Regions from separate parts of the Mus musculus genome. Here region 1 is linked to region 2. A link is a contact called in ENCODE Hi-C or POLR2A ChIA-PET data. All regions are on one chromosome and are shown on one strand. The core of a region is the stretch at or near the end of the contact, and the rest is flanking DNA. Distances in the headings are between cores, read along the strand shown. Region 1 holds the start of Trap1 (TNF receptor-associated protein 1). Region 2 holds the start of Slx4 (SLX4 structure-specific endonuclease subunit homolog (S. cerevisiae)).

Region 1 (6,760 bases), core at 333-2,832, 76 kb before region 2:
AGCCTTGGCTGTCCTGGAACTCACTTTGTAGACCAGGCTGGCCTCGAACTCAGAAATCTGCCTGCCTCTGCCTCCCGAGTGCTGGGATTAAAGGTGTTGCACCACCACGCCCGGCTGAGTATGTCATTTCTGACTGAAGAGATGATTCCAGAATGGAGAATTAAAAGAATGAAACCTCGAGGATTAGTATCAAGAGAAGCTATTCTGTGTGATGACTGGGACTCAGGCAGATTAGAGGAGGTAATACAGAACCTGGGGGCAGAAGCTAGAACTGTGAGGATCTAAGGGTGACCATGGAAAAAGACACTAGGGAGCAGGGGTGGGGCTGGTTGTGGAGGATGTGGGCCCAGCAGGAGCAGAACTGGCTGGGGGTTAGGGGTAGGAATTGTGAGGTGTTCAGGTGCTCTCTCCACCTTATATTGAAACATGGCCTTTTACTGAACATGGGACATCAGAATCAGATTGGTTGGCTAGCAAAACCCAAGGATTCTCTTGTTTCTGTCTCCCCAGCACTGAGATCACAGGCACACAGTGCTCTGTCAATTTCTTGGGGTTATCAGGGCAACAGGCACTTTAAATACAGAGCCTGTATTAAAGTTTGGCCTCATATCTGCCCATTCTTATCTATTTTCCATCTATAAAGTCAATGTGGGAGCAATCCTTGTCAACCTAGAACAGTAACTAAACATTCCCTATACCAAAACTTCAAGTCTATTCTGGATCCAGGAATTAACTGCTCTTGCTACTAGTGTCTGCTAACAAGCTAGATAATCGCTCTAATGTTTTAGTAAAATCTGATCATAGGAAAATGTATCTGGTGTGTGTCAGAATCAAGCGAGAACCTGTCAGAAAGGTCCTCGCTGGGCCTTACTCTGAGGTTAGGACCGGGACAAGCGACCTGCTCTGGAGGCGGCTGGAGTTTGGATTAAACTTTAGAGGGCCGGGCGTGGTGGTGCAAGCCTTTAATCCCAGCACTTGGGAGGCAGAGGCAGGTGGATTTCTGAGTTCGAGGCCAGCCTGGTCTACAAAGTGAGTTCCAGGACAGCCAGGGCTATACAGAGAAACCCTGTCTCGAAAAACAAAAACAAAAAAACAAAAAAACAAAAAAAAAAAAAAAAAAAAAAACTTTAGAGACAAGGTTTGTGGCCTGGATCCCCAAACAAGCTTCCAGTAGGGAGAAAGTCACAATAAACGGGTAAGTCCAAAGGTGTTGGTTACTGAGCTCACGTTTTGGCGAATAACAGTCAAACCTAAAATTTGTCAAAGTGTAGGTTTTGGCATTGCTGTAAGAGTTTTTCAGTGGATCCACACTCCAGCTGGGTAGTGCCATCTCGAGAATGGGATGCTCCCGCCTAGGGACCGCCAGCACCGCGGGCCGGGGACACTATAACCCTCACACGCACAATGCAAGGGATCAGCGACCTTGTCACTGAGATCCAAGGTCAAAAAGTACAGTCTTCAGGGCCCCCGCGCTGCGGTTTGCTGCGTTCCCGTTCTCGCACAGGCAACGCCTTGGACAGCCCGTCGCGCGCCATGACGTCACTGAGCCGCCCCCGCGGAAGGCCCCCTCATCACTCTGTTAGGCTGTTAGCCACACTTGGGAAAGGAAGCATGGCGTGCGAGCTGCGAGCTGTGTTGCTGTGGGGCCGCGGGCTGCAGACTGTACTGCGGGCCCCCGCGCTGGCTGGAGTTCGGCGAGGTGAGCGCGGCACGAGAGCGCAGAGGCGGCGTCTGAGGCTGTGTGCACACTCTTAGACCGGCGGGAGGCCGCACTGCGCCGGAGCTGCTAAGTGGGGCGGGGAGTAGGACCTTGTGGTCGCTTTTGGGGAGCCGAGTCACGGGCAGCCACAGCCTGCTCTCGTCAGTCCCTGGTAGTCCTGATTGCAGACGCTCCCGCGCTTGGGTTGACAAGTTCGTTGCACGCGGCTGTTCACAAGCTCAGCTCTCGCAGAAGTCAAGCCCTGGGGTAACTACGGTGAGCAAAACCAACGGTTACCCAGGACTTCAGGGAGCCAGTGAACTCCGCGTGTTTGATCCCTGGAATTGAAAGAGAAAGGAAAGGAGAGAGAATAACCTTAATCTATACTTTCCCACCCCGCACTCATGTAACAGTGAAGATGTTAGCGTTACATACACTTAAATTATACGTATTTACAGCTATTTTTACATAAAAGGGCTCAAGTCAAGAATTAACTGCGAAAGAATATTAAAGCTTCTGGCATTCATTACATTTATGTTTCGCATAAACATAGCTTCCCAATGGCTTTCCGAAGTTTTGTCGCTCTCATCCTCCACTAAATGTTCTCTTGGCCACAAATATCGTTACAGTGTTTAACAGATTTGAGTGAGCGATTGCTTAAATCTTTAGGAACATGTTTTCGGTTTCAGAATTTGCCCTTTTATTTCTGTATTAGCTAATCTGCCAAACTTCACCTCAGTTTTTTATTGGGTGTGGGGAGGGTGACAGGGTTTCACCATATATGTTCCGCCTGGCCAGGGTGGTCACAAACTCACAGAGATTCATCTGCCTCTGCTCCCCAGAGTGGTAGGATTAAAGTGTGCCACAGTGCCTGGTGCTCAAAATACTTTTGTCTGTATATGTGTCCTCTAGTAGCAAAACTGATTTACCCATAGTATCTTTTCCAACATTTGAGTATGTCTCAAACCAAAACAACAAAAAAAGAGCCCCCAAAGGCAGTTTGTGCTTGGCTTGCATAGGCCCTGAATTGGTCCCCAGTGCCACGGAGAATACTAAAAAAAAAAAGAGCTCTGTGTAGAAGACATCTCTTGTGATTTCTATCTACAGAGAAGCTGGTTTTACTTAACAGTGGATCCGTATCTTCTCTGATTTCTTGTGTATCTTTGCATCATGTTCTGCAAACACCTTCTCAACCTTGGCTGGTTTGCTCAGTCTGTTCCCAAAGTTGACTCTGGAGTCTAGCTCAAGTTTTTTATTTGCAACATTGGTGCTCCTTTTCACCGACTTTGCCTGCTGCTGTGGTGGCACTAATTCTCCCTGGGTCTTAGGTGGAGAAAATACATACATAGTATCCATTTCCTATTGGAGAGATTGCCACTTCATTAAAGATTTCAGCCTGCTTCCTTGTGTTCCTTCTGGGAAGTATCAGCTATCAAGAACCCCGTGCTGTTGGTTGATTGGTCAATTGGTTGTTTGACTCATTGTTTCTCCAGAGCTTCCCTGATTTCTGTCTTTGCTGATGCTCCTAAGTTCATGCTTGCCATCTATAATAAACTTGTCAAGGTAGGATACAACTAGAAGGCCAGACAGGAAGTGGCACTCCATGTAACTAGCTCTCACCTGTGTCTTCTGTAAATTGGAGATGGTCTGACATTTGTAATTGATAGGTTATATCTCCACAGCCAGTGAGATAAACCAGATTAGATTATAGTAAAGGCAGGTCTATTGGGAAGCTGCTCTCTCGAGTTCACTGACCCCAAGGACCAAGGCCAGGAAAGTTGCCTTGGGAAGGGGTGTGTGTGTGTGTAGGGGGCAGAGAAAGAGACAGAGCGAGACACACATCAAAATGTCTAGATTATATAAGAAGGAACGTCTAGAGGAAGGGCAGCCCAGCCCCTGGGCTGGAAAGTTTAGGATTAGGGGCAGGGTATGCCAGGTAGGGAGTGAGATACTGAGAGAATCTAGAGGCCAGGTCTGCTTTAGTGTGTAAAATATGTACCTCAGTCTCTTGTGCCAGGGACTGAAACCCAACAAGAATTGCAGAAAAACAGCCAGCATATCTCACAACTTAGAACACTGCTTGCCTGTGAGTTACCATTATGAGCAGAGCTCTAGTACGGACAGTTACAGATCTGTAGGGAAGGTGGGTGATCTTTTTGAAGTAGAAGTTCACAGCTCATGTGTTTTCACCCCTTGCTCGCTTGAGTGGTTCCGGGTGATTTTTTTTCCTCCTCTTGAAAGCTCAACTAAGAAGCTTCTGCAGGGTGCCCAGAACCAGTCTCAGGCTGGAGAAAAATCTGCTTTTGTAATAGATGCATTGGCTTATGAGATGAAAAGCTTGTCTCTGTTGTAATTCAGTAAAGTTAATTATATCTTAACAAGTTTATTAAGGAATGCCCTAAACCAGCACTGGAATGAGCCGTATAGATAGGAGAGTGAGTGGTGAATGGGAGAGGCTACTGTGAATAGTGGACAGGACAGGCTTGGGAGGACAACACGGGAGGCCCTGAGCCAACTCTTAACAGTTCCTGTGGAAAAGGGATGTGGTTGTGGCTAGGGGGGAACATGGGCACTAGGTGTGTGTGTGTGTGTGTGTGTACACATGCATGTCTGCAATATCACAGTCACATTATCAGTGCTACTGTGTAAGTCCCAAGCCACCCAGCACTTTAACAAGAGACTGTGGCCTGCCTGCCGTTGAGGTTTTTGTGGCTTTTCATTTAGGGTGTGGGGGAAACGTGAAGACTGATACTATGCAGATGGTGTGTTTAGTGTCTGATTCAGGCACATATATTAAGTTGTTGGTTTATTCTTTAGACAGTTAAGCTAACCTGGAATCAAATCTGGTATCTGGTTCTGCCCCCCCCCCCTTTGTTTTCCAAAGATTTTTTTGTTTGGTTTGTTTTGGTTTGTTGTTTTTAGACAGGGTTTCTCTGTGTAGCTCTGGATGTCCTGGAACTCACTCTGTAGACCAGGCTGGCCTTGAACTCAGATCCACCTACCTCTGCCTCTCTGCCTCTGCGCTGAGATTAAAGGTATGCACCACCTTTTTTGATGGATATATTTTACAAATATACGGGAGAAGAGGCTGGTGAAATGGCTCAGCAGTTAAGAGCACTGACTGCTCTTCCAGAGGTCAACCACATGGTGGCTCACAAATGAAAAACCTATGGGCTGGAGCAAGTGGGCCAGAGCAAGAGGGAGAAGGGAAGGGGGGAGGGGGAAGGTTGGGCGACACCGGAGAATCATGCAATGCAGCCTGTGTGTCTGCACACTCCTTTGCAGCTGGGCTTGCCATGGCAGAATTTTTCGTCTCATCCGTATTGTTTACTGTGTCTTCTGCTTTTATCTTCAAAATAAAGCACACCCCATCTCTTCTACTGTATTGTGACTTTTGCTGTTGAAGTAGCACTGGTGGCTAGACCTTTGTCTTAGTTCTGGTTTGTCTTAACTGGCCATCCCCACGGCACACACACCAGCAGCAGGAAGTTTGCTCATCTGTCCCTGGCTCCCTTCATAGAGAGGATAGGCTCAGTTACAGGTCCATAGCAATCATGGTAAGGAGCTTGGTGACAGGCAGCCATGGTGCCGAGAGGCAGCTGAGAGCTCATATCTCATCCACAATTTGTAAACAGAGAGAGCTTGGTTTTTGTTGTTGTTTTGGTTTTGTTCTTCTATTTTGAGACTGTCTCCCAAAATTTAATTCAGACTGGTCTTCCTGCCTTAGTTCTTCAAGTGCTAGTATTACAACTATGCACCATTCAAATTATTTATTATTGTGTGTACAGAGGTCAGAAGATGACTCTTGAGAGATCAGTTTTTTGGCAATTTGCAGGTTGCAGGGATCTAAGTCAGGTTATCAGGCTTGTGGTAAGCACTACCCAAAGGAGATCTGTCTGCTTTTTCCCCCCAATGGTAAAATTACTGACTTTCTCTTTGAAGTCAGCAAATGTTTTTTTAGGTAACACTAATATTGTATAGTTGTTTGCTGACATCTGTCAGTAATTTCTGTCTGAATGAGATTTATCTGTTTGCTTTTTTTATCATTCCATGGCAGTTTCCCTGAAAGAAGAAGCCGTACATTAAAGTATGGATTAATACATTCTAGACTGAAGTCTGTAGTCAGTTACTGCTAACATTTTGGCTCAAATCATCCCAGGTTCTACTACTAAAAATAACTTCATTTCTGAGTTCTTCAGGGCTCACCTCTGCCCTCCACAGAGCACTTGTTCCTTCATTGGGGGATGCAGAATAATTCCAGTTTGCCCAGGGCCAGTGTGTTCTTGAGAAAGGGCCTGTCAGGAGTGACTACTACCATTAGTGACTACCTAATGGTGCTTGGTGCTCTCAGGGTGTTATCAGTCACCCTGGGACTACTGATGCATATATATAGCATTGACATTGATAGTGTGTGTGTGTGTGTGTGTACATATATATAATAGTATATATTATAGGCAGGGTTAGAAAATACATGTGGACGTAGAATGTACTCACACAGGGGCACACACTTGTGTGTTCACTTTTGTTTCTGGTCTACATGTACAAGGGATCTCATGGTATCTTCACTTAAAGGGTAATGATGCTGGTCTTAACTCTTCTCCCTTTCCTTCCTCCAGGTTTGAGGGCCCCGGCTCACTGGCAGTGTATTAGTATGCTTGACCTCAGTCTATACCCAGGACAGTTTCAGCCTTCATAACTGAGTCTGATGAATAGATTTGCCAAAATGTGCAGTCCTAGTGGAGGTCAGCTTTGTAACATGCAGTAAAAGTCACATTTTCTGCACATTTCAGTCGGCTTCGAAACATTTTTAAAATCACACTGGAAACCCAATTAACTGATATCATATTCACCAAGTGTGTTTATGGTGAGGATAGCAGGGACTACTGTATGTCTTCTAACTGTTGTGGGAGAGAGAGGTATGCTGCTTCCATGTCCCTATGCTTGCATCCTGAGTGACAGATGATATGCCTTTTATGTCTTCTGGAAATTTGACAATGTTCTTCAATATTTGTGGTTGTACTGGCTGGTTTTATGTGTCAACTTGACACAGGCTGGGGTTAT
Region 2 (6,877 bases), core at 4,224-6,723:
TCAGGAGAACAAAAGTTACTTTTACAAGACTTTTTATCAAATAACCTCTGTTTCACCAGCTCTTGGAAATTCAGATCAGGACAGTTATCTTTTGGGACCAACTTGATTTCTTGGCTGCTGTAGTATTCCATTCTTGAAAGGATTATCTCTGACCCCTGCTAAAGATGAGATTTGTGCCCTCCTCTAAGAACAGTGTTGCTTCCATACCAATAGATCCAGATGGTTCTGAGCGACCAAACCTACTCTATCTTGAGATCAGACTCCATCAAAAAAAAAAAAAAAAGCCTAAAAAGTTGGTCTACAGCTAAACCCAAGTTACACCCAAGTATCAGAAAGGACCCCATGACTTGTCCTTGACCCATACCCCAGAGTTACTCCTTAACTACTTCCTAACAACAGCCAATCAAAGGTCAGTCTGATTGTTTCAGATGTTTACTTTCAGACCATTTATGATTGTTCATAGTCTTGTTTCAGAACACCCACCTGTCTGCTTACAATAGTTATTTTATTAGATGCTTGCCAGACTAGACACTCACCACCCCACTTACTCTCACTTCCTATCCCAATGAAGGTGAGAGACCAAATCTTTTGGGTTCAGACTCCATCTTAGAGAACCTGACCTAAGGTTGAACTCAAGTGAACCAACAGGTGGGTCGGTACCTAGCACCAGCTTCCAGGCTACCTCCTAACAAAACCTGCATCCAGTTTCCAGATTATTCCCCAATAAATTTACACCCCCAGGTTACAAGCCTGCCCCTGGTACTTCACTTCCTAACCACAACCAATCAGGAGGAAGACAAAAGTTTATGGTTTGGCTCCCAGCACAGCCAATTATGTTAAAGGCCAAAATGTACCCCACCCCCATCAGATGTGTACGGGGCTAGATACTGCTAGCCTCTATAAATGCTTGCCTAAAACTAGGCTCAGGGATCCACCTTCCTGCCTTGTCAGGGTTGGCAGGAGCCCAAGCTTGAGCTTGAATAAAGAGACCCCAATGCAGTAGCATCGAAATCGGCTCCTTGGTCAATTGAGGCTCATGAATGTTTTTTGGCAGTACAAAGGTTTGGGGCGTCACTAAACCATTGTCCTGCTGCATCAGCAGCAGGGATGGTGGTGAGTAGGCCTAAACTCGAGTTTATAATAAAGAGACCCTAATGTGATTACATTAGGTTGGTCTCTTGGGGCTCGCAAACAGCTACAACTATTCCAGATGGTGCCTAAAGACCTAGGAACCAGACAAAAATTCAGTAACAAGGACATGGCCCTTATCCTCACACTCTGGCTCCTTCCTTTGGTCTTTCCTTTCTTCCCTCTTATCCTCATCCTTACGTTTTCACTCTGCCTTTTAAATGTTTTACTTAGCACACCTTCTTTCCTTATATCTGAACAAGGATGCTCTGATGTAAGCGCTCTCTCCACCGCAGCCCCATTTGTTCCTGATACATCTGCCAGAAGACCTTTTGGACACTGTGGAGTTCTGGGTGCAAGGAACCTTCATCCCTTTCACCCCAGAGCAGATACCATTCTTACATGTAGTGTATGCTACAACAGATTACTCAGCCATAGGAAAAATGAAATATTCACTTATGCAAGCCAAACAATTTTATGATCCTGTTTATATAAACACACAAACTTAGAAGATTACCAAGGGGCTGGGGTGTGGGGAGGGACTAGGGCTGACTGCTAATGAGAACAAGAAGTTTCTATTTGAGACTATAAAGTTTTCTAGAATTTGATATTGATGATAGTTGTAGAGTCTTGTGGATAAGGATCTATTGAAACATATATATATATTTTAAAAGATTTACTTATTATTATATGTAAGTACACTGTAGCTGTCTTCAGACACTCCAGAAGAGGGAGTCAGATCTTGTTACAGATGGTTGTGAGCCACCATGTGGTTGCTGGGATTTGAACTCTGGACCTTCAGAAGAGCAGTCGGGTGCTCTTACCCACTGAGCCATCTCACCAGCCCCGAAACATATTTTAAAAGGATTTCACAATTGTTGGCATTCCTTCTAGGCTCTGCCCAACAGTTACCTGGCAATACCAGGTAGGACTAGCTTGCTATAAAAGGGACTGTTTGGCCAGGCAGTGGTGGCACACTCCTTTAATCCCAGTACTTGGGAGGGAAAGGCAGGTGGATTTCTGAGTTTGAGGCCAGCCTGGTCTACAGAATGAGTTCCAGGACAGCCAGGGCTATACAGAGAAACCCTGTCTCCAAAAACCAAACCAAACCAAACCAAACCAAACCCCTCCTTGATCTCTCTGCCCCTTCTCTCTCTCTGACTCTCTTCTCTCCCTGATCCCTTTATCCCCCCTCTCCCCTCTTTCTCCATGTATTCCTGGCTGGCCTCTCTCCTCGATTCCTTGTTCCTCTCCTCACCTACCCTTTTTCAATTCCCCCTCCCATGCCCCCAAATAAACTCTATTCTATATTATACCTGTTATATTATATACTATACCCGTACCTCAGGGGGAAGGGATGCCTCAGAGTGGGCAGGCCTCAACATACTGCATCCTATAATTTATCCTTGGCTTAAAAAAAAAAAAAAAACCCAAACCACAGCAATATCTTACTTTATATCTCTAAGAATACAAAAGTGTGGTCTTCTTTCCAGATCTACTCCTTCAAATGTTCCCAGTGTTCTGTGACTCATCAAACGCTCAGATCCCAACTGTGTCATCGTACAAGGTCCTCACTCTCTTTACTAGTCATTTTCTTCCTGACTCCTAGATTAGAGTGTTGCCTCTTGCTCTTTTAACATGAGATTAGAAGTCAGCTACTACCTAGGACCTCCGGGTGACGCTGAAACCCATAATATGAGCCCACTGGGGCCTCCCGCCCTTAGGGCTGCACTAGCCAGGCACTAAGCCTGTGCCTGATGCTTTTTCCACACACATACCATGAGGGGATGCCACCACACGGTTTCTCATTTATTTATGCATATGTCTACATGTACATTTACACACCAGAAGGGGGCATCAGATACCCACGGGACTCAGTTAGAGATGGTTGTGAACTGGGAACTGAACTCAGGACCTCTGGACAAGCAGCCACTGCTCTTAATCGCCGAGCCACTCCCCGTTACCACACTTCATTAAACGCGACCATCAGTACCCTCACCCCGAAGCTCCTCAGCACTTAACAGAATTCATGGAGCGAGCGCTATCACCGCGCAGCCAGCAAGACTACACTGCTAGCTCGTGTGACCTCACACTGCCCGGAAACGTTGTAGTTGCTTTGAGAGACCGGAAGCCGACCCTCATCCCGCTTCCCCAACTCGGACCACGTACATAGTCTTGCGCACGCGCAGATCATGCGCCTGCGCACTCGTCATTCTCTGCTCGCAAGCCTCAGGGCGCAAGCGCAGCCCCGCGCGGTTCTCCGTTAAGAAGGTGCGGCTGAAGCGCGGGAGGTAGGAGGAGCTCGGCATCGGCCTAGAGTGTCCCGGTGCGGGGGAGTAGTGGTGGGGGTTGTCACTTCCCGCGGTTTCCCCTCTTCTGCGAGGCCTGAAGCCGTCTGTCTTGTCAGCCTTCCCCGGACGCCCGATCTTGACCGGTCCGCGGTGGAGTGACAGGAGCTGCACCGGGTAGACGGGGGCAGCGCCTGCCGGGAGGGAGGTAGGGACAGCCCAGCGATCAGAACCTTCTGTCTGGTTTTAGGGCCGTCAGGACGTTTCCCAAGGCAGGCCCAGTCCTTTTCCGTGGGTCACCCGTAAGGGTAGGCGGGAGGGTCCACCCTGCCCGAATCCATTCATTCCCTTAATTCCTGCTAGGAGCTGGTAGGCAGGTAGGATGCTGAGGAGGCAGGATTCCCCTACCTGGAAGCTGGCAGCCTGGTGGAATCCGTTATGTCGTTCAGCAGATATTGGTGGAGCACCTCCCAGAGAGGACAGACTTATGACTTGATTGTCAGGAGAGATGTGGGGACTCAACGCTAATGTGTCGTAGAGATTTGCACATCTAGCACAATCAAATTCAGTTTGTTTTTGCCTAACGTTCCAGGTCCCTGAGAACTGAATTGACCTCTCTGTCACTGCAGGCCTCTCCTTGCTACCATTTCTCTTCACTGTCTTCCCCCTGTATCAAACTCTTTGCAGTTTATGAATTCAACAGATCGTTGCCTAGCATTTGTTATAAGTTGGGTACCAGATAGCCCAAAGAAAATACAAGGTAAATAAATGTCTATCTAACTGATATGCTGAACTTCACTAACAGATAATTGAGTGAGTAGAAACATAGGCTCTGATACCCTGGAGCCACACTGCCCTGCTACTTCAGAACGGTTCCTTACACTGCTTGTGGCTGATTCCTCACCATAAGGAAAAGCTGACAGTAGATTGTATTATATAGTATTGCTGTAAGGATTAAATGGGCTAAAGATTTGAAAAGCAATTAGCATAGCATTGGGCATATAAGCTTTCAATGAATGTTATGCCCTGCAAATGATTATAAGCTGTGACAGGTGTCACTGTGGCAACCATGTGTGACAACATGGAGTGAGGTGGGGGAAAGAGCCCATGTGAAGGAGTAGGGGAGACGTCTATAAGATTATTGCACTATGTATTTGGAATGAATAGATTTCTGTCATTGGGTTATATAGGGAGGTGTGAGAGTGTGTGTGTGTGTGTATTCTCATCTGTTAGCCAGATGAGAATGTTGGGTATACTATTTTATCACTGTTGGCTTTCTTGAGACAGGGTCTCTCAGGAGCTTGCAAATTTTCAAGTAGTCTGGCCAACCTTCAAGGTTCAACAATACTCCTGTCTCTATCTCCCCTCCCATCCTCAGCACTGGGGCTACAATAGTGCCTCCACACCTGGTTTTGTTTTTTTTTTAAACATGGGTGCTGGCTATCTAAACTCAGGTTCCTGTCCTTTTCAGTAAGCACACTTACCCTTACTCACCAAGCTGTTTCCCCAGACCCAGATTATTCAGTTTTGATTTTGAACTAGAATATACTGTTTGCCCTAATAAACATTCATGCCTGTAAGAGCCAGCCTTTCTCTGCAGGCAGCTTAGAGAGCTCTTATGGACTCAGAATAGAAAAAAGGTGGCCTTTCTGTCTCCTGAATGTACAAGGATATATATATCCTTTTTCTCCTTATTTCAATCATTTTGCAGCATCTGCTGACTGTCCCATAAGCTGATCAGGTGACAGCTGGAGTCCTGAGGCCACTCGAGATAAGCTCCCTGTATTTGGGGAGCATATATCTGTGTGGCAGCTGCTCTTCATATTTTTCTCCAATTTCAGTAAAAACCACGTGTGTGCGTGCTTATGTGGTGTGTGATATGTCTTGTGTGTGATGTGCTCTGCACTGGGACATCCTGTGGAACAAGTGTACTTGTAACCAGACTGTATTTGGAGACTTTCCTCATACCTGACATCCTCTTGTACACCGTGGGAAAAAATGACATAAAATGGCAGTAGCTGTCTAATTATACTTAGATGCTTTTGGTTTTCCACAGATATAAAATTAGATGAACCTACGCCCTTTATCACTGTGGAGATCTTGGAGAATCACCTGATCACAGAGTTCACATGTGTTCTATCTCAGAGGCAGCTGTTGGACAACAAAATGCTCTCTCACTTGTGAAGTTTTTAAACAACTTATTTAGCTACGGGTCCAAATTGAAGGAAGATATAAAAGTCACATGGAGAGGAGGTCAGTACAAAGTCTCCGAGTAAATCAGAGAGAAGAGTTGCTGAGCTGCAGTGAGGTCAGAGGCGTGGGAAGGCCTGAGTGGGCTCACACACGAGTTCCTCATCTGTGGACATGGTTCCAGGTCGGTCCTCACTCCCCTAAAGACAAACCGGAAACCTTAAAACAGGTCAAGTGATGGAGGAGTCAGATGACGATTTCAAAGAACTCTGTGCCAGCTTTTTCCAAAGGGTGAAAAGAAATGGGACCAAAGAAGCATCAGGAGAGAGGACGAGGCAGAAGGCCTCTGGCCACACTCAGAACCGAGGCAAACGGAAAGAAGGCCGCCAAGTTGCCGCCAGGAGCAAAGCTCTTCAAGGCCCTTCAGAGAAGAAACCTCGATTAGGCAGCCAGACCCCTAGGACTACAAAGCAAGGGGCACCCAAGTCTCAAGAAGGGGGCCCAGCTCTCCCTGCGAATGGGAAGGGAGACGTTCTTGCTCCTACCCCAGATCAGCCAGTGTTGTGTGAGAGAGCACAGAGCATTCAGACAGGTAACCAGGCAGGACTCACTGCCAGATTTGGTTCCAGAAAGGAACCAAACTGATCAATGCTGTTGTTAACCAGGGCTCAGAAAATCTACTATGAAAGCAGATAGCTGGGTGTGGTGGTGCACACATCTAGTCCTAGCACTTGGGAGGCAGAAGGAGGGGAATCTCTGGGAGTTTGTGTCAGCTTAGTGTCTACATACTGAGTGTGGGATAGCCATGGCTATGCAGAGAGAGATCCTATCTCAAAAACAAAAAGGCCAGACAGCAAATATTTTGTTGTTGTTACAGTTCACATGTTTATGTTGCAACAACAATTGACTCTCTTTATCTATGCGATTCCAACTCTGTCCGAAGGTAAACATTTGATAAAAGAAATAATTTGTACTTAATATGTCCAGACTTTTTTTCTCGTTTTCATTCCCTAACAACACCTTGTAGCAACTATTTATATAGCTTTTGCTTTATATTGGATATCACATTAATATATAGGTGAATTAAAGTACACTAGGTATGCACAAGTTAAATGTAGATAGGTAGTAATTTTCAGGGGCACCGAGAACTGATCCCCCCTCGATACAAAGGGTCAACTCTTCCTAATGGCAGCTGTGGTGAGGAAGCAGCCCAGGACGATGTGGAGGTGAATGGGGGCCGCCGTGTGCTGATGAAACTTAATTTACAGAAA

The links. A loop is a pair of places that touch in the nucleus more often than their neighbours do. ChIA-PET counts read pairs that join two places held with the same protein, here RNA polymerase II (POLR2A).
Region 1: POLR2A ChIA-PET joins it to region 2 with 16 read pairs in Patski. The contact joins the promoter of Trap1 here to the promoter of Slx4 in region 2. A Hi-C loop is called at or near these places in 2 of 37 maps with a recorded cell type or tissue (T-helper 1 cell and regulatory T cell). POLR2A ChIA-PET finds 5 or more read pairs at or near these places in 3 of 5 experiments (Patski and embryonic stem cell).

The regions. Positions count from the first base shown.
Region 1 is chr16:4,072,632-4,079,391 of GRCm38, reverse strand. Trap1 (TNF receptor-associated protein 1) reads left to right here and starts at 1,582. Exons shown (of 18, transcript NM_026508.2): 1 at 1,582-1,699. The coding sequence starts at 1,612.
Region 2 is chr16:4,000,274-4,007,150 of GRCm38, reverse strand. It overlaps Slx4 (SLX4 structure-specific endonuclease subunit homolog (S. cerevisiae)), which reads left to right and starts at 5,473. Exons shown (of 15, transcript NM_177472.5): 1 at 5,473-5,790. The coding sequence starts at 5,781.